Regions from separate parts of the Homo sapiens genome. Here regions 1, 2 and 4 are each linked to region 3. A link is a loop called in an ENCODE intact Hi-C map of the cell type or tissue named here. Cell type or tissue: GM12878. All regions are shown on one strand. Links, peaks and the distances in the headings refer to the core of each region. The heading gives the core; the rest is flanking DNA. Region 1 has its middle 490 kb from the start of LINC02531. Region 2 overlaps CASC6 (cancer susceptibility 6). Region 3 has its middle 39 kb from the start of MIR4643. Region 4 has its middle 190 kb from the start of MIR4643.

Region 1 (5,237 bases), core at 580-4,579, 750 kb after region 3:
AAACAGTTACTCTAGAACAACTGGATTCACTGCACAAGGAGGGCAAGCACTTAATATGTGATGTACATTGACCTAGGCATTGAGAAATTAGTAAGTAGCCCACTGGGAAGATGTATGCAATTATAGCAAAGCTAGAGAAAACAAAGGTAATGGAAGAAAATAGTGGAAAGCAATTGAAGGTAAATTCACTGATTATACAACCAAGAGTCATACTGACTTTGAGGAATTAGCTCAAAAGCAAAATGAAACGGTTGGGAAAGTGAGAGCACTTTTGGAGTTTCTGAATAGAAAAAAAGTTTTTTTCAGATTCTATAGATAACTACAAGTAGAGATTAACACCAAGAAGTTTAGATGGGAGAAAGAAACACAAATGAATATACTAAGAGTTGATGTAGAAAGGAACCAGAATTTATAAGGAGATAATTCAATCAAATAATATCCGAAAAAAGAATCCTTGTTCTCTCTTCTCAGAGTGTCATGGTGGAAAGAGCTTTGATTTTGGATTTAGAACAACGTGGATCAGAATCCTGAATTTGTCTCTTATTAGTCATTTGGTACTGGAAAGATGTTAACTTTATCAATCTGTTTCCTCATTTCTACCAGGGAGTAATACCAGCCTATATCTATTTTTGTAAAGATTCAGCATATTAAAATCTTCATTACAAGGCCATATTTCTATAAATTACTGATATGTAATAGAGGTAACACTGCATATCAGTGGAGAAAAAAAGTGGTTATTTAAAAAGTAGAAAAAAAAAGAGAAAATTGCACACTGACCTTATTACCACACACAAAACATCATTTCAGACCGATTAAAAGCCTCCGTGTGAAAGACAAACCAAAATGGTTTTCAGAAAAAATATGGAATAACATTTCCATGACTCTTGGGGTAAAGATTTCTCAAACAAGATATAAGATGAATTAACCACAACACATTGCTTGAGAAGTTATATTACATTAAAACTAAGAGCTTATGTTTATCAAAAGATAACTCTACACATCCATCAAATTGACAAAAATTTAAAGGTTGGACAATAACACATGGTGTGGATATGAAGCTATGGAAACTTTCACACATTCTTGGTGGAAGTATATATTGCCAATTGCTTTAGAAAACAGTTAGCATTATCTAACAAAGACAAAACTATGCAAACTCTATGACCTGAGGTTTGTATTCCAGAGAAGCTTATGCAAGTATTCATCAAAATCTATGTGCAAAAATGCTCAGAGTGACATTTTTATATAGCTAAAAGCCAGAGAAACAGCCCAAATGTATATAAATAGACACATAAATTGTAGGATAGTGAATAATTTACAAAAGTGAAAGTGACCAAATTATTTCTACATGCAAAACCATGGATAAATCTTTAGAGCAAAATGTTGTGTACAAGATGACAAACTTAAAAATATGTAGATGGAATGATTTAAATCATGAACATTTCCAGAACAAGCAAAGCTAAATGGTCTTACTTAAGGATATGTGAATAGGTAGCAAAAAATGGAAAGAAGAAATTATCTCAAAATCAGGATCAGTTATGGCTGTGATCACAAAGGAGCACACAAAGGGTTCTAGAGTACTGGCAATATGATTTTGTTTATCATTGGTGAATAATCTGGCTCAAATTTATCTTGTTGTGTTTATAAGAAAAAATTCAATGTGGTATTTTATACAATTTTAAGTTAGCAGCCCTCCAATATTAATGTGCTTCTATAATAGACATTCATATCTGTGGTGTATATTCTCTATTTTTTCTTCTATATCCACCCTCCACCCTTGTCCATCTTGAGAGGCTAACCTTTTTAGAATCATAGTGGTCTCTCTTGTCCTCCAGGTTCGAGTGGTTTTGACTAATGAAAGTTACCAGCAGAAATGAGGGCAAGCTCAAGGTACTTTTTCCTCTACCTTTCTAGTATTGCAAGCTCCTAATAAGTAGTCCTATCCTACAACTATGTTAATTTTCCTCTTTCTGGTTACATGCTGTTTCCTTCCCTTGTTATGGGAACCAGTAATGACACTCTGTTTTTATTTCCAAAATATTGCCTCATTCCTTACTGGTTTTCCTTAATCCTGCTCACACCATTATTAATAGACCCTCTACTCAATCCTGTATTTGAATGTGGTGTCTGTTTCTCACCAGTTTCCTACTGATACAATGCCCTTTTCCTTCTTCATGATCTGATCAAAATGAAAAAGTGTCCCTAATCACTTTAGCTGAAACTTCATATTTTAATAATACACATTGTTGGCATCTTTTGCTTTTCTAATTAAATATTTCCTCTATTTTTTATTTTATTCATAAGATCATATGCATCTTGAGAGCAGGATAATCTCATGGCCCTATTTCACACCATTTTGTTCATGACATGGCATTCAAAAAACACTCTGAACACGTTTTGTTTCTATCTTTTAATAAAGCTATAAATTGATTTGACAGTAATGTCTATGCATTACTTCTATACATGATATAGAAGTTAAGTTCATATACTTGCTGACTGGTTAATCCATTATATTTAACCAATATAATTTGATTTGGCAAATAAAGCTAATGATTTTCATAAATACAAAAGTTCCTCAAGTCTATTACTTAATAGATAAGGCAGAATTTTCCTTAGTGATTCTTTCATCTGTATTATTAAATGTTTATGTTTATGTGTTGTAACAGAATAATGCTATTCGTCATCATTTACATGCTATTACAAGAACATTATTATACTTATTCATATTATAGAAAATTAGAAGATTTTAACTGTGTATAACTTAATATTCCATTGTGAAAAGAAAATGATATTAATATTTCCATTATTTTATCAGGATATAATCAGCTAACATTGTCACATAAGCCCACATAGTATCCAATACTGTAGCAGCACAGAAATGGGTTTTATTTCCACTATATTAGGTATTGAATAAAACTGCATGTTGGGACTTTTAAATTAACTTTTAATGTTACTTTAATGAGGCAGAATTTCTGCCAATCCAGTCCCCAAGGCAATATTATTTAGCAGTACTTTGTGTTTTAGTTTTATATTTTCAGGAATGCCACACTACCATGGGGACTTATTAGATGCAGTCTGGTTTGTTCAATAGACCTTCTTTCCTATATTAAGGCAGTCTAACAGGGAAGAAGAGAAGCAGATGATAAGCTGGTGACTGTACCTGCTGAATGTACATATTGCTATTATTTGCAATTATGTATATTTATTTGATTTTTGTCCTTATATTTCAATCAAGTTTATAAATTAATTGGTCATGATGTCTATGTCTTCAATTTTTAAACTTTCTCTTGAATAGGTGTAAACTTATATTATGGGGAAGATAATATTGATTTGTGACCTTCTACTATGGCTACCACCTACTTTTCAATCTTACTCTGTATCTATTGTAATATAGTAGGAGTAATATAACAATTTTTTAAATTCTTGATGAAAAACTTTACATTTATACAACTGATTATAATGTTTTCATGTGTTTCTGTGAATATGAGTATAAATTTAAAAATAATAAAATGATAATCTGAGGAATAGCACTAAAAAGATAGGAAATTTGCCACAGCCTATCTTCTGAAATTTTGAATTCTACTTTAATTTTTTTTTAACTTTTAATTTCAGGGGTACAAGTGCAGGTTTGTTACATAGGTAAACTTGTGTCGTGGGGGTTGTTATACAGATTATTTCATCACCCAGGTATTAAGCCTAGTACCCATTAGTTGTTTTCCTGATTATCTCCCTCCTCCCCAACTCCACCCTCCAAAACTCCCCAGGGTGTTTTGTTCCCCGCTATGTGTCCATGTGTTCTCGTCATTTAGCTCCCACTTATTAATATGCACATGCGCTATTTGGTTTTCTGTTCTTGTGTTAGTTTGCTAAGGATAATGGCCTCCAGCTTCATCCATGTCCGTGCAAAGGACATGATGTGCTTCTTTATTATGGCTGCATAGTATTCCATGGTGTATGTGAGCCACATTTTCTTTATCCAATCTGTCATTTATGGGCATTTGGGTTGATTAGATGTCATTGCTCTTGTGAATAGTGCTGCAATGAACATAAACATGCATATGTCTTTATAATGGAATGATTTATATTCCTTTGGGTATATACCCAGTAATGGGATTTCTGGGTTAAATGGTAATTCTGGCTTTAGGTCCTTGAGGAGTTGCCACACTGTCTTCCACATGGTTTGAACTAATTTACATTCTCACCAACAGTGTAAAAGCATTCATTTTTCTCTACAACCTTGCTAACATCTGTTATTTTTTGACTTTTTAATAATAGCTATTCTGATTGCTGTTGGATGGTATCTCATTGTGGTTTGGATTTGCATTTCTCTAATGATCAGTGATGTTGAGCTTTTTTTTTCATGATAGTTGGCCACATGTATGTTTTCTTTTGAAAAGTGTCTGTTCGTTTACTTTGCCTATATTTATGGGGCCATTTTTTTTCTTTTAAATTTGTTTAAGTTCCTTATGGATGCTAGATATTAGACCTTTGTCAGATGCATAGTTTGCAAAAATGTTCTCCCATTCTGTAGGTTGTCTGTTTACTCTACTGATAGTTTCCTTTGCTGTGCAGAGCTTTTTAGTTTAATTAGATCCCATTTTCCAATTTTGCTTTTGTTGCAATTGCTTTTGGCATCTTCATCATGAAATCTTTGCCTGGGCCTATGTCCTGAATCATATTGCTTAGGTTGTCTTCCAGGGTTTTACATTTAAGTCTTTAATCCATCTTGGGTTGATTTTTGTATATGGTGTAAGGAAGGCATCCAGTTTCAGTCTTCTGCATACGGCTAGCCAGTTATCCCAGCACCATTACTGAACAAGGAATCCTTTCTCCATTGCTTTTATCAAGTTTGTCGAAGATCAGATAGTTGTAGGTGTGTGGTCTTATTTCTGGGTTCTCTTTTCTGTTCCATTTGTCTATGTATCTCTTCTTGTACCAGTACCATGCTATTTTGGTTACCATAGCCCTGTAGTATAGTTTGAAGTCAGGTAGCATGATGCCTCCAGCTTTGCTCTTTTTGCTTAGGATTGCCTTGGCTATTCGATCTCTTTTTTGGTTTCATATGAATTTTAAAATAATTTTTTCCAGTTCTGTTAGGAATGTCAATGGTAGTTTAATGGGAATAGCATTGAATCTATTAATTGCTTTGGGCATTATGGCCATTTTTGTGATATTGATTCTTCCTATCCAAGGGCATGGAATGTCTTTCTATTTCTTTGTGTTATCTCTGATTTCTTTGA
Region 2 (5,237 bases), core at 564-4,563, 180 kb after region 3:
ACATATGTATCTCTATAAAAACAATTCTCACAAAAAGTAATCTAAGGGAACATCAGAATCCTCTTAAATTTTGGAAGGAAGTAACTTCCAAAGGAATAGCACTGCTTTCAAATATCTTTTATCTTTAGTGTTTATTTTTGGTATTTCATAGGCCCAGTAAGAAATATGAGAACATTATAATAATCAAAGTACCTGGCTTTTCAACATTTTTTTCTCAAGCTCTATGAGTAATAATCTCTGAATAAAGATCATGTGAATCATAATTATTCTTATCTTTTGTTCTATAATTGCTTTTGGGGGATATAATTTTCTCTGAAAAATGTTGAAACTAAGACTAAGAGGTGTTAAATGAGTTGGTGAAGGACACATGGTTCCTTAGTGGTTTCTTTTTTTTTTCAACATACTTCATTTAATAAGCAGGCTTCCATGGCTAAACTCTCTTTTGCTACAAGAAACTACTTAAAGAAGAAGAAAAAATAAAACAAATATTTATTGAGCACCATCTATATGTTATACACCGTTTCTTATGTTATAAACTACCTATTCTCCTTTTGTAAACATGAGATTTTGCAAATTAGTGTAATTAAATTAACCTGGCTAAGGTCACAGCATAGCTCAAAAGTCCTCATTGAAATCTAGTAGTCTGACTCCAAAGCCCATGCCTTTTCAGTTGACTAAAAGTTTCCCTTGCCAAAATGAAGACACCTGTCGTCAATCATCTAAAAATGTTAATAAGTCATTCCTGTTTTCCCTCTGCTGAGGCTGCCACCGTCACCTAGCAAAATAATTATCTGCTATGAGTGCTATGAGACATTTGACTTTGCTGCTCTGATTCTTCAATAATGAAATATTTAAAAAATGGAAGCTAGGAGTAGCTTTAGATAGATGGCAAATAGCCAGGGAGTGTTTGTAGGACTATTGCCTTGTCTAAAGTCTGGCTCTAGAACTTCAATTATGCTGCACACTCTTTTTTTTTTTTTTTTTTTTTTTTTTTTTTTTTTTTGAGACAGAGCTTTGCTCTTGTTGCCCAGGCTGGAGGGCAATGGCACAATCTTGGCTCACTGCAACCTCCGCCTCCTGGGTTCGAGCGATTTTCCTGACTCAGCCTCCTGAGTAGCTGGGATTATAGGCATGAGCCACCACAGCTGACTAATTTTGTAATTTTAGTAGAGACGGGGTTTCTCCATTTTGGTCAGGCTGGTCTCGAACACCCGACCTCACGTGATCCGCCTGCCTCGGCCTCCCAAAGTGCTGGGATTACAGGCGTGAACCACCGTGCCCGGCCTGCTGCACACTCTTTAGGTGCCCAATGACACTGGAGGTGATGGAAGCCCCATCGGCACCTATGACCAGAGCATGCAGCCTTCATTCCCACCTTGTCAGGGATGTTCTCAAGACCAGAAGCACCATGACCAGTTTTGAAACACTTTAGAGCATACGTTGGCCTTTAGCTTCAACCCTAAGGGACTTCATTTTTGTTCCTGTTGTACATAAGCTCCGTTTGGAAGCCATTCCAGGTGACTACACTGACAAGGCAGCCTAAGTTCAGGGAGGGAAGCATGACACTCATCTACTTTAAGGCATTTTCTTGCCACCTGGTGCTGTCCATCCAGGGAGAACCAAATTAGACCAAACCACTTATTGATCTCCTTTTTCTTGTTATTAACGTTTTATTTTAATGTCGGGGAGATGTGTTATTTTTCAATTTTTTTATTAATTTTTTCTATACTTCTTATAATTGTATTTATTTGCTTATTTTTTGGACATGAAAATTTTAGGGATAGATTTTTGTTTATTTAAGTGCTATAGAAACTAAGGGGAGAAATAAAAAGTGTCAAATTATTGAGTTTTGCAAACAAAACTATAACAAAAATCCAAATAAAACCTTCTTTGTTTGGGAAAAGTAATAAAAAGAAAATGGATTTTAAAATCAGGCAAGACTGAAGTTTGAATGCTGGCTTCACCACTTGAGATTCAACATCTGCTCAGACCCATAAAGTTTATCATTTTGAAAGTGGGAGAAACTATCTACATTGCAGAGTTGATAAGAGCACTAATGATGATAATGTATCTGATGTGGCTTGGCTGTGTCCTCACCCAAATTGCATCTTAAATTGTAGCTCCCATAATTCCCACTTGTTGTGGGAGGAACCTGGTGGGAGATAATAGAATCATGGGGATTGTTTCTCCCATACTGCTCTCGTGGTAGTGAATAAGTCTCATGAGATCTGATGTTTTTATAAGTGGTTTTCCCTTTTGCTTGGCTCTCATTGTCTCTTGCCTGCCGCCATGTAAGATGTGCCTTTTGCCTTTCACCGTGATTGTGAGGCCTCCCCAGCCACATGGAACTGTGAGTACTTTAAACCTCTTTTTCTTTATAAATTACCCAGTTTTGAGTATGCCTTTACTAGCAGCATGAGAACAGACTAATACAGTGTCCATCACAAATACCTAGCCTGTGGGCAGCATTTAGTTAATTGTGGCTATTATTATTTACCTGTATTACTGGTATTGTTATTTTCTTCACTGGTCCATTGAGAAAGTTACTGGATCAGAGATTCATGAAACCTCAAGCAATAAGCCATGGTACATGGCTGAGGTGGAGCAGGCTGTCATGTCTATTACACTCCAGGAGCCTCCAAGGTGCAAAGCACATTCTGCAGGGTATATCAGAACTGTTCTCCCTTGGTTCCTCTCTCTCTTTCAGGTTCAAAGTCCCCAGTGAGTCACTTGGGTAAGTGAATGCTCTTGGACTTATGTCAGTCTCCTGGCCATAAATAGTCGTGATCAGGCAGGAATAAGTAGAGAAGTACAGAGAGCAGAGAGTGGTGTTTTTACTACCTTTCCAGATCTACCACATCCTCTACATTGTGGCTACTGTGAAATATTTAGAAAGTTTTTCATGTCACTTCCTGCTTAAATCTATCTATACTTGGTATAAAATCTAAATTCTTCATCAGAGCCTGAAAGTCTTTATGTGACCTGAAACTCCCTGTGTCTCTAAGAACCTCCTATATGAGACCACTTGTTCATCCTAGTCTAGGCACCTCTTGCCTCATCTTAGATTCTTTCCTTTCTGTTTCCCCTATGTGAATCAACCTGTCCTTGGTGCTTCAAATGGCCGGCTCCTTCTCAAACTGCATATCTTGACTCAGATATCTCTCATTTGCAGAGACCTTACAAACTCCTTCTCTCTGAATGAATACTACCCAAGCCCCCTATTATGATTATTTCCTTTTGTTCTTTTTTTTGGTCTCACTCTGTCACCCAGACTGGAGTGCAGTGGCGCCATCTCTGCTCACTGCAACCTCTACCTCCCAGAGTCAAGTGATTCTCGTGCCTCAGCCTCCCAAGTAGCTGGGACTACAAGCGCCCACCACCACACCTGGCTAATTTTTGTATTTTTTTAGTAGAGACAGAGTTTCGCCATGTTGGCCAGGTTGGTCTCAAACTCATGACCTCAGATGATCTGCCCGCCTTGGCCTCCCACAGTGCTGGAATTACAGGCATGAGCCACTGCACCTGGCCCTTACTGATTATTTTGTATTATATTGCCATTTATTTTTGCTGTGTAGCTTTCTTGAAAAGTTACAATTATAATTTACTATCTTTTCTGTGCTTTCTAGAAGAAATGAATTTGAGGACAAGAACCACCATATACTCAGCCTAGTACATAATAGGCATTCAATAAAGCAGTTGTTGAATAATTTTATGTTCCTGGAATGCAGGTGTGTAAGATGAGAATGGCAAGAGGTGAGATGAGAGAGACACACCTAGGAGCTACAACATAACAGCTCTTATACTCCATACCAGGCTAAATATTTTTTTCCTTTTTATTTTCTTTTCCAAAAGGAATGGAAGTTTAAGGACTATGAACAGATAATAGCATAGTCAGGTTTATATAATATCTCAGGTATAATATAATTTATATATGGACTGAACAGTGGTAGGTAGATAAAGCAGAGGTGAAGAAACCAAGACATTTTAAAAATATAGACCTGATAGGAGTTGGTGATTTATTTGACTAAGGAAAGAAGAATATTAGAAAATAATTTTTGATCATTAATTGTTGATTATTCACAGAATCTTATTTATTCCTGTAACTGATTTTACAATTAAGGTATAGTGACTGATAATCTCTGTAAAAAGACTCATGGTTCTTCACCTATACAGACATAAACTTTTCCTATCTTATTGAATGTCAACTTTAGGGCTGATTTTAAGAATACATAGGAATTCACATATGTATTTTCAGCTGGTATAATATAATATCATTTCAACAACCCCACAAACTCAGCTTAATCCATAGTTCAGATTCATACCTTTGTATTGATTAATAGTCTATTATTTTGTTTCCACAAACTATTTTAATAAGTCATTACTAAATCCTGTGGCCAATGGTACTCTTCAGAGATCTCTATGTACAATGGAACTTACTATGACAGAAATATTTTACAAATTGTCTGCTGCCTATTGCTTACATTTCAGTTTTTTATCTGGTTATTTCCTGAAAATTATAAGAAAACACTTCAGAAAAACAACCAAACACACACAGTTATAAATGAGCTTATGAAAGAAAATTTCAGTTGGAAGAACTGCACCATCCCAATTGCCTTGATATTCTCGTTGACTCTTTTTCTTTTTCTGAATTTCCCCTCTCACAGGTTTTCTCTTAGAGGTGATTGTGGGCCAGATGAGTCTAGTAGGCAGTGTACTGTAATTCTATGGCATCGTGGAGTTCTTCTCCAGTAAAAGAGATTTTTAGACCCAGGCCCAGGGCCTTTGTTTGAGTTAACCTATCCATCAGTTACATGGATGCTCTTTGTAAAACTTGACCCTGAACAGGGACCAGTTTTATTTGAATATTGTCGAGCTTATTAGCATGACTCCTTTGAAATGCTATCTTTTATGTTACATGTTTTCTCTTCTTTTGTTTCCATTCTTTCCATAGACTTTAAAAACTTCTGTTTCGGTGAATAGAAAACTCATTTTTTTTTTTCTTAAATCAAAAGCTCTTGCTCCTAAAGAATATCGAGTGCATTCATATTTTGCGATTTAGGGCAGTGCTTGGTGTTACCTTTGTAAATCAGATAAGTTTGGCCTACCTAGAGATGAGTGACATTCAGTGTGTTACTAACTCCTGCCAGTTTCCCAGTTAACCCCTAATGATCAAGCCAATCTCGTCACCCTCATATCCTCTATAGGGGGAAAGTCTAGATAGAAAATGGCTTTCAATT
Region 3 (5,237 bases), core at 764-4,763:
AATTTTCCAGAGGGTATTATAGGCTAAAATTTAATGGGATGGTAATAGTTAGCAATGAGTAAATAACATGAATTCTCAGTTGATGTAAATTTCATGCCAGGTTTGAATGATGAAGGTAAAAGCTAGCATGGAGACTAGAAACACATTTAATAGCAGATGTTCAGTTGTGCAGGAGAGATCTACATAAATAACAAAGTTTGCCCTACTTGTGTTGAGAGCATTCAATTTCTTTTTTTTCCCAGGAAGTGAATTGTACTTTGGACTGAGCCGAGTCATAATTAAGCTGTACTAAGAAAACATTCAAGTAACAATGATTTGCAAATGATCAAATTATTGTCAGCTTAGCATGGGGCTTCACCAGCTGGAGTGATTTCTCTATTATAACCATATGTCTGTTAATAAATTTGATTCAAATGTATAACAATTACAAATATTTTAGAGACTGGGCAGAGCAATTAAAATCAGGTAAGGTTGTTCTTGTGACTTGGTCTTAAAATAAATGAAGAGACTACAATGATGAAGCTAAATGCTACTTGGTTAGAGACTGCAAGATGCGATAAAGCAGTTAGCATGTCTAAAATCGAATTGTTTCAGATGTAGTATGTTGACCCATCACACAGGATGGCTTAATAGAGTGTCACTTAAAACACTGAAAGCACCGTGCAGGCTTCAGAGGAATTCCCCTGTTATCTTCCTGAGTTTACCTCATGAATGTTTCAATAAAAGTGGAGAAGAATGATCATTAGCAAAGTGGAATTACAGAGTAGGTCATTTGGGGGCACAATACTGTACCTGACTTTTAAAAAAGTAATGATCTTGGTAAAGGTACAAGTGAAAAAGAGACTTTTTGGGGAGTATTTTTTCTTACGTCTTTGAAGGAGTAGAAGCTTCATCTTCCAGGAATTTTTAATCTTCCTTTCTCCCTAAATCTGCTCTTTGAGCTCCTTAAGATACATTAATCTGCAATGTCCCACTGTCTCCTATCGCATTTCCCAGTTTAAATTATCTGGAAAAGGCAACTGTACTTCTGTACCATCTTTACAAATTCATGATCTTACTAAAAAGTGTGTTACTGAAACTGCTGACCTCTCTCATCCTCACATCTTACAAAAACACAGTCCTGACAGCTGTATTAGCAAAATTGTAAATCCAGTAAAGAAGTTATTAATATGGAAAGGTCAGTACATGTCAGAAATGGTAAAGTGTGGATAACTGATAGAAAATTACAAATTGGGAACTGCTTTGAAGAAGGCAAAAGAGCCTTTAACTGGTTCAAAATATTTGAAATTTTGATAATTTGTTTAATGACTTGAATCATCATAATCTTTTGGAAATTGATTGGATCATGTATATTTTTCTTTGAGGGCAAATTTCTTCTACATCTTTATTTCTTTTTTCTCACACACTGAATTGTTCCTTTTTTAGCTATATATTTTATGGTATAACTTTTAATTCTTCCTTGTAGAAAAACAACATGGTTTCTGGAAGACTCAGTTATTCTTCCCAGAAATTTTAGATTTTTTGAGACACAAACAAACATATGAAGAAACAGTTTCTGAATCTTAAAAACCACATTGAGTTCCAGTTCTAAAATCAGCGGTAAATATAGGCATATAAAACAATGTAAACTCTACTTGTCATCAGAACAGTAGCCTATGGACATAGTAAGTGTTTAATATTATTTTTGAATCAATTATTTTTATTTTTAGAAACAAAAAGGCAAAGATGAGACTGTATTTCCTGAGTGATATAAACTAACAATTGTCTATTCAAAGAATATAGCTGTTTGTCTGCTCTTATGTAATATTCTTAATTATCTGAAAGAGGAATGGCCTAGTGAGAACTCCACCTTTTAGATGTCCATGACCTCTTCCAAGTAGTCAGTAACTTGCTATGGGAGATGAGCCTGGGAATTCTGTAAGGTAATTAGAATGTTACTTTTAAATCTGGATCATTGCATTTTATGTTAATTTTCTCACTTGTTCTTTACAATAACTTTTTGAAATTTGATTATGTAGGCAGGACAGTTACGGTTGCTTTTTACAGATAAACAAACTGAGGCTGTGAGAAGTAAAAGGATTTCCCCAAGTTCATTCAACCAGCAGTGAAACAGTTTGTATTGAAACAAAGGATGTTTGACTCCTACTCCTAGGCTGCCTGATGCAGTAAAGGCATCAGAAGCCAAATGAATGTATAAGTTCACAAAGGATTAGATACATTTTGATGTCAGATTCATAACAGATTGTTAAAGGTCATCAGGTGTTCTTAATATACACTTCCTGCTTCTTCAGGGTAATGTCATGGTGGGTAACCATGCAATCCCCTAAAAAACCCTTTGCTGTCACTGTCAGAGACAGATTTCTGGACTCTAGGCCCATTGGCCTGTCCCAGTGAGTCATTTCTCAAGTTCTTATCTTTTGGATACAGAAGCATATTACTTGAGAGTGTGAAGGGGAAGTTGGCTTTAATCTTAATTGCCTGCATAACAGTATTTTTAAAATGATCTCACTCTGTAAAATATAAAACGCTACCACTACCATAGAAGTCAGGAATGTTAGAGCAGAGCAAAGATTATTAGAAAAGTCAAGCTTGCAATATACATTCCATCCCTCTGAATTTGCCATTAAAACACGGTTGCAGTTCCAAGCAGACCATAGCCAGACTGCAGAATGCACAGTCTGTGTAACTACTCTATCCCTACTCAATTTGCATGCCAGGACAGAACAGGTATTTATCTAAATGTTATGTAATTTTTTTTGTTTCCTTGATGTTACTGTGCTCCTCTAACGTCTTTGTTTAAATCGCTTGTTTATGAAAATAGCGCAATATAGGTTATGGGTATGATGCATGTGGCTTCTCATATGATAGATATTTTGTTAATCAACATTTTAATTTTACTATGTTCATTCCATGATTAAGCCAGTTATTTGATCTTATTAGGGATTTACCTGATTTGACTAAAAGAGCTACGGAGCCAAAACCATGGGTTCAAGTACTGAAGCAGCTGTTTTTGTTGGCCAATATAAGATAAATACAACCTGGCTTAGATAGCACTTATACTCTGATGCGTCCTAAATCTAAACAGATAATATATTATGCTTTCAGTTGCCTGTTTTCGCAGTAACTCATGATTTCACATAATAAAAGAAACTATGTACAAAAAAACATTTAATTCCCAGACTTTTACAGAAGTGGCCTAGGAGAGGGGGTGAGGATACCCGATTCTGTGTTGGTTTCACATGTAGACAGTTAATCTGACTCAGAATGCTACTGCTTTCCACGGTAAAGGGAAAGCTCATGACTAAAGTGTGCAGCAGAAATGGAAACTTCTAAGATCCATGCTGTTGTTGAGTTTTAAACATTTTATACAACATTTTAGTGGGTACAAGCTATTTTCCAGGCTTATAGTAATTTCTGATACATCTCTTGCTGGCTGAGAAAGGTGATCAAGTGTATAAATTCCATAACATATCAAATCTCTATTCACTCATATATTCCCATGCACACATGCCTCGAAGCCGGAAGATTTGGATTAGAGCCTGTGCTGGTGCTGCTGCTTATTTGCCCTGTCATCTTGGGCAGGTTATTTTAGGTCGTAGGTTCTTAGTTACTTCCTTTGTGAAATGTGAAGATCAAATCTGCTTTGATTAATTTAGCATGCTCTAGCCTAGCAAAATTCTTAATGATAAAAAGTAATTATTATTAGTAGTAAGTTTTTGGCATGGAATATGACAGTACATGTAAAAATACTCTGAAGACTTTAAAACACTATGTTTAGTTAGCTACTACTGAATAATTATTTCAAATAATGTTAACATAAACATATGCTAAGCATGTACTCAAATAGAATGTTTGCCTATATAACATTTTAAAGGTAAGTTTTAAAGTATCAAGTGAAAATATTTTTGATTTGTATGTATATATAAATGTATGTGTATATATACATTCTTAATATGGTATAGCATGTGACTATCACAATTCCTAATCTAGATATTTTACTCTGTGATCTTGGGCAAGGTATTTTCCTTTGCTCACCTAAATAGGTTTTTTAAAACTTTTTACTTTATCTATTAAATGTAAAGTAAAACAATCTGTATCAGAGATTTGTGGGCAGAATTAAAGGAAGCCAGAGTACTTGGATCTTCAGGCCGGGCGCTGTGGTTCACGCCTGTAATCCCAGCACTTTGGGAGGCTGAGGTGGGCAGATCACGAGGTCAGGAGATCGAGACCATCCTGGCTAACACGGTGAAGCCCTGTCTCTACTAAAAACACAAAAAATTAGCCGGGTGTGTTGGCGGGTGCCTGTAGTCCCAGCTACTAGGGAGGCTGAGGCAGGAGAATGGCATGAACCTGGGAGGTGGAGCTTGCAGTGAGCCGAGATCGCACCACTGCACTCCAGCCTGGCCGACAGAGCGAGACTCCATCACAAAAAAAAAAAAAAAAAAAAAGAAATAGATCTTCAATAGACCCTCACTAATTATTATTAGAATATGGATCATGCAAAATTGTATGACAGCCAAGTTAGGTTTCAAAACATATCTTCCCACTCTAATATATAATGCTTCACAAATTTTTCTACATGTAAACAATAATGTACATATCAGAAAGAATAAATTGATGTGGCTTAGAGGTAGAGCTTTTACATATGGAAGACCCTGAAATCTTTAATTTTCTACTAAGCTAGGGGCATAAACTGCACTTTTAAAATTTTATAACCCTATACCTTTCCAGGAGCTAGTACATATTGTTTGATGAATTCTTACAAAACTTAAAAGATGAGAGAGGAATTATTATAAAAAGGAACAGATGATAGAATCACCTGGGGGCATCCATAGCTCTCAGGCATGTATTTTCCTACATAGTTGCTGGGTCCATGCTGCTATTGTGCCTCCCTCTGGGGACAGCACACATGTGCAGCCACATGCAGTGTAGCAGGACATCCTTCTCCCATATCCTCCTCCCTGTCATACTCTTAATTGGTCTAATGAGCTATGTTGACATGGAGCTCTCTCTACTACTATGTTCTCAGGACATGGGAAACAGCACATTTTCCTGTGTGACCCAAATGGGGCATCTCTAAAAAACGTAGTAGTAGCTGCACATCCGGTGTGTCTATCCATGGGAGGGTTAAGGAAACCTACCATAAGTCTGCTCTTGGGTGGACTTTTTCAAATTGAGTTCTCTCATTGCTTCAAAGATACCAAGTCAGGACACAGAGATATACTTGGATCTTCAAA
Region 4 (5,237 bases), core at 766-4,765, 150 kb before region 3:
CTAACTCTTCATTCAGTGCTGTAGATCCATTCCAATGTCCATTTAGTGAGAATCACTGGGAGCGATTTGTGCAATTGATTGGTGACATCGAGCACAGAATTGATGCTTCATTGCTTTGGGAGTCCTTCCTAGAGGAGACAGAATTGTCAAACAAAATGCAGGAGAGTATTTCATCTGGGTGAAACTGGATATCACAATTGTTAGAACTCAGCTTCTGAAAATCCTGCTTATTTTCTCTCTGCTTTTTGACACCAAGCCGTGCCTAACTCCCCTGAATACTAGAGTGGTTTGTATTTGTATTCATGGTAGCTGTGCACTAAAACTACTGCAGATAATTTAGGTAATTGGCAAACCACAGGGGCACTTAGTCTGCTCACCTGCCTATTTTAGGTTGGCTCATCATCACTCTAATTGGCAGTGGGTAGTTACTGGTCCATTTGCCATGTATTATGACAAAAGATGCTAATGGGCCCCGGCAGTGGGTGGGTTGTACCTTTGCCCTGCTTCTGGCATGCAGAAAGCAATCCCACTGTTTTTGCATAGCAAGTAGCATGGCTGGACATTTTTCCTACATCAAAAAGAGCTTTTCCTTTTGAAAAATGACAACTTCCCCTGGCAAAGGCCTAATCTCAGAATTGACACGTATCCTTTCTCGCAGCCACCATATAGTACATTGTCCCTAAAAACAAGAGTACATCAGTCAAGGTAGTTTTCATCATTTTCACCACATTTTTATTATCAGAACTCCTCTGAAGCTTGAAATTGAAATCTGTTTCTTTCTTGACATTTTTCTCTATATTGGGCATGTAATTATGGGCCCAAACGAAGTTCAAGAGGAATGGATCAACAAAGCCCACAGCTAAGCACACTAAACCTTGATCTTGGAGGAAAATATGAATTCCAAGGTGGATTTGGACAGCTGTGCTATGAATGCCACAGTGAGCAAATGTGGAATCAGAAGGAATATCCCATGGTTAGCTGACATTTTTTTTTTACATAAATTCAAGGAACATAAGCAGAAATTCAGTTCTCCTAGCACACAGGATACTGGTTCTTAGCATTCTGAAGATAAGAACTCATTTGTAAAATAACAAAAAATGGTCTGCTCAGTGGATAATAATATTGATTTGACCAACTATCAATGGAGGGTATGTTAGTATTAATTCAACAATTTTAAATAAAATGTTTATTTTGTTAATTACAACAGCAACTACGCTTGGGGAAAAATCAGCGTAAGAGAGACATCATTCCAAAGGCTGGGCTTTGCACACAAATATAGATTAGCAGATACATAACAATTGCTCTGTGACCTATGGTTTGAAAATTGCTGATGCAGAGCCTATGAAGAAAGGCCTAGTTTATTTTAGTGTTGTAGTGCAATTGTGATGATAAACATTTATCAGGTTAATAAAATGGATTTATGATATGATGACATTGTGTGAGATGCATTTGTAGGTGGGTTTACATTAATTCACTAAAAAATCAGCCTAGAACTAAGAAAAAATAATTAATGTTTATTGATTAGAATGCTGTTAAATTATCTTTTATTTCCAACTGTTTGTCAGGTTGAATTAAAGTTACATGCAGTCATTAACATAAGTTGGTATGCTAAAGTTTTAAATAATGTGCTTGGATTTTAAACAACACGGAATTCATTCAGAACAGATACTGCAGACTCTGGCAATATTTTCACTCAATGATATTAGTAATTAGATCCAGGATTTTTCTAAAGCTTATACTTTAGGAGCGTATGAATTATGCTTGCATCTACAATTCCCCTCCGCTGGACATTGTTTTCTGCTAGATTATTAGCTGGAATATACCCAGACACTCTTATATTCATCTTTTGTGCTTGAAGATGCCACTGCTAATGGGCATTATATTCTGTGAGTGTTTGAGTGAGAGCAAAGTTAGAGAAGTGGCTGACAATAGTCTTTTTTCTCTGGTGGTGGTGGTGGCTTTTTGTGTAGAGAGAAAGATTCAGGAAGCTTTAAACCTTTGTTGAAACTGGTTCAGTGAATCTCTGTGAAGAAGCACTGGTGATGGCCTGTCTGTCTGTCTGTCAGGTGGTTTTCCTGTTATCTATGTAGAGGACATATTATTAGCTATGTTGTTCCTTGGGGTCTTATTGTATTTCTTTGAAGTGCTTGGCTAATGGTTATGTCACCTCAGCTACTCTGTGGAAGTCCTACCAGCCAGTCAGTCTCTGTTCCTGTCACAAACAGTACACCTATCCTAGCTTAATTGTATTCCAGGACTTTAGGATGGGTGGTTCATGGACCAACATTTCTGAATTTTAGCACTATTGCATTTGGAAACAATTTTTTGTTCAGGGCTGTACTGTGTGTGAGTGGTAGGATGTTTAGCAGCATCTCTGGCCTCTGCCCACTAGGTGCCAGTAGCACCTCCTTGCTCTGGTTGCAACAAGCAAAAATGTTTCAAGATGTTGCCAGTGTCCTCTTGGGGACAAAATGATTCCAAATTGAAAACCACTGTCCTAGGCTATCATGTGATGCTCAGTATGGCCTATACATAATAGGATATCAAGAAGATGGGAATGATGCTTATAATATGCCTAAAACATCTAATCAGAGAAACAGGACAATTCTATGGCCATTTTATAGGCCTTCAGTTTGAAGAAGATCTGTGCCACACTGCCTCTAACCAATATCATTCTATTTTTGAAAGGGATAGCAAATGGTTACATAAATAATAAAGATGGATATACTCTGTGTGTGTGTGTGTGTGTGTGTGTGTGTGTGTGTGTGTGTAATTTTCCCAGTATGATTCCTCTGTAGGTAAATGTTCTCAAGCCAAATTTCAGAATGTTTGGTGCTAATGTGTAAAGTCATATAGAAGCAAATTGCCTATTTTATGGACTTGAAATTGAAAGGGATTTGTAAATGTTACCACATTGATTTCTTTAGCTGAGTTTGACCTTAGTGGATGTATAGGAACAAACTATATTTCTTCTTTAGTTTTTTGGATAAAAGGAAAAGAGTGACCTAACTAAAATGGAAAGCTTATTGTTATTTTAATATAATGCATTCCTCACAGACCTTAGGAAGATCTTGGAGTCAGGGTATGAACAGCTGTTTGGAGTCATTCTCACATTTGTTCATGCGTTCATTTAACAGATATTTATTGAGCACTTCTTCTGTGCCAGAAGCACACAAGAGCCCAGTGTCTTCCTCTCTTTCTCTTTCTCTCTCTCTTCTCTGCATGGTCACTTCAGTCTTCTCCCTCTATTCCTCAGGCCCAGTTTTATGAGCTTCCTGGCCAATATGCAGAAAATAAGGTGCCCACATAGCTGACAAGTTTTCCTTGTCTTCTGCCTAAGAAAGTTCCTTCAGCTGAGGAGACCATCTCTTCGTGCTATTCACAGAGTTTAAGAGAAGGGACTCTGACTATCCTAATTGGGTCAGGTGCCCACCCTGAGCTAACAGTTGTGCCCAGCATGTACTATCCCAGGGAACAAACATGACTGCTGGGAGCCTTCCTCCACAGTCATATGAATCACATTGGAGGGAGCAAAGTTCCCAGAAAAGAGAGACTGTGTAACTCATCCTCAAAATCCCCAATTTGGAACAACATTTTAAGTGGCAAAATGCAAAAGGTGCACATAATAACTGAAGCAAATAAGAGGAAGTTGGGTGCAGGCCATAGTTGGAAAGTGTGTGTGGCTGCTCAGGGACATGGCTCCTCATCTTCAGTGATATCTAGAAAGTTAAAGAGAGCAGACAGAGGTGGGATTAGTATGACTATGTATGTACAAGCCACAGAAGTGGGTTAATTTCTCTCTAGTCCTTTAGAGATTTGGGAGATAGTTTGGGAATAATTCAGGAGTAAGTAAATAGTGATAGTAGCTGGGTGTGGTGGCTCTGCCTGTAATGTGAACACTTTGGGAGGTGGAGGCAGGAGGATGGCTTGAGCTCAGGAGTTTGAGACCAGTCTGGGAAACATAAGGAGACCCTGTCTCTAACAAACAAACAATAAACAAACAAGCAAACAAAAAAGGGAGAGAGAAAAAGTAAAGAAAAAGAATCTGGCATGAGAAGGCTGAGGTGTGAGGATCGCTTGAGTCCAGGAGGTCAAGGCATCAGTGAGCCATGATCACGCCACTACACTCCAGCCTGGGTGACACAGCAAGAGCATAGACGGGATTCTCATAGACCAGTTAGTTTGGCATTATCAAGCTGTAGATACAAGAGATTGTTCAGGAGGCCCATGTGCTGGGACATGATGAGAGAGGAGGATGCAGGGAAAATTTCCTCCTACCTCAGCTCCTCAGTACCCTTTCCTTTCACCACCCCTGGGCACAACTAGTGCAATCCAACGAGATAAGCTTGTAAGGCTGATGGGGATGCCCTGCCGTTTGTGACCATTATCATAAACCTTAGACCAGTTGACTCCTTCTAGACCTCCCATCTATGCAATACTTGGGCATGACCAATATGTTGAGGGGAAGATTATTAGAATCTTTGAAAAGCCAACACATAGTTGAAGAGAACACATCCACTTTATAATTTTATATTTGACAGAGAACTTGCTCAGGCCAAAACCAAATTTTCCAACTTCTACCATGATTCATGAGATCTTGCATTTGGGAGGAACTGTGCATTGACTCAGGTGATGATGAAGTGGCATATTTTCCCCAGTTTTCCTTATGTTTCTATATTCTTCAGAAAACTACAAAGAGTGATTTGCATACCATGCCCTGGGAAATCCAAAATTCTCTAGTGAATTTATACCAAATGCTCTCAAAATCACCATCTAATTCATAATACCACCTTACTTATTAATAATTAATTAATCAATGACTTGATATACTTAGGTAATACAGACTGTGGGGAAAAAAGGTAACCATGATGTTAGTTTCCTAGAGAAAGAGCAAGAATGCTTTCAGAGAAAGTCCAGCAACTCACCTGCTGTGGCATGGTTACTGGTGATGGGTAATATACATTCTCTGTTAATGGTGTAATGATACGCTTGGGCTTATTGCACATCCAAACATGATTAGTGTTTTCTACTTTAAAATGACTGCATAGAATACAATGTTTATTTAAGAGTAAATAATAGGAGTAAGCTAATTGAAAACTCAACTGCAATTGTAGCAATTGTTTAGAATTTGATTTTTTTAATATTTTAAATAATTTTTATTTCTGGGAGAAATATTTTATCACTATCAGTGCACATTCATAATATAAAGCAGGCTGACTTTCAGTTGCTTTTATTAT

Evidence for each region. A loop is a pair of places that touch in the nucleus more often than their neighbours do. Peaks named below come from ENCODE experiments on the same cell type or tissue, not always from the same donor. Only the 100,000 strongest peaks of a DNase experiment are listed, where the experiment ranks them.
Region 1: a loop joins it to region 3, with 4 times the contacts of the local background. A loop is called at or near these places in 1 of 110 quality-filtered maps.
Region 2: it touches region 3 in a loop (2.1-fold over the local background); 1 of 110 quality-filtered maps calls a loop at or near these places.
Region 4: it touches region 3 in a loop (3-fold over the local background); 1 of 110 quality-filtered maps calls a loop at or near these places.

The regions. Positions count from the first base shown.
Region 1 is chr6:92,232,265-92,237,501 of GRCh38, forward strand. No RefSeq gene overlaps it. Among named protein-coding and RNA genes, the nearest start is that of LINC02531, 490 kb to the right of the region's middle. In GM12878, for the core only: no CTCF peak of the experiment used is centred there; no DNase peak of the experiment used is centred there.
Region 2 is chr6:91,661,765-91,667,001 of GRCh38, forward strand. All of the region lies in intron 2 of CASC6 (cancer susceptibility 6), which reads right to left. Among named protein-coding and RNA genes, the nearest start is that of CASC6, 26 kb to the right of the region's middle. In GM12878, for the core only: no CTCF peak of the experiment used is centred there; a DNase peak (open chromatin) is centred at 2,797.
Region 3 is chr6:91,480,344-91,485,580 of GRCh38, forward strand. No RefSeq gene overlaps it. Among named protein-coding and RNA genes, the nearest start is that of MIR4643, 39 kb to the right of the region's middle. In GM12878, for the core only: no CTCF peak of the experiment used is centred there; a DNase peak (open chromatin) is centred at 2,328; H3K27ac peaks cover 2,837 bases.
Region 4 is chr6:91,327,979-91,333,215 of GRCh38, forward strand. No RefSeq gene overlaps it. Among named protein-coding and RNA genes, the nearest start is that of MIR4643, 190 kb to the right of the region's middle. In GM12878, for the core only: a CTCF peak has its summit at 2,380 (motif pointing right); a DNase peak (open chromatin) is centred at 2,433.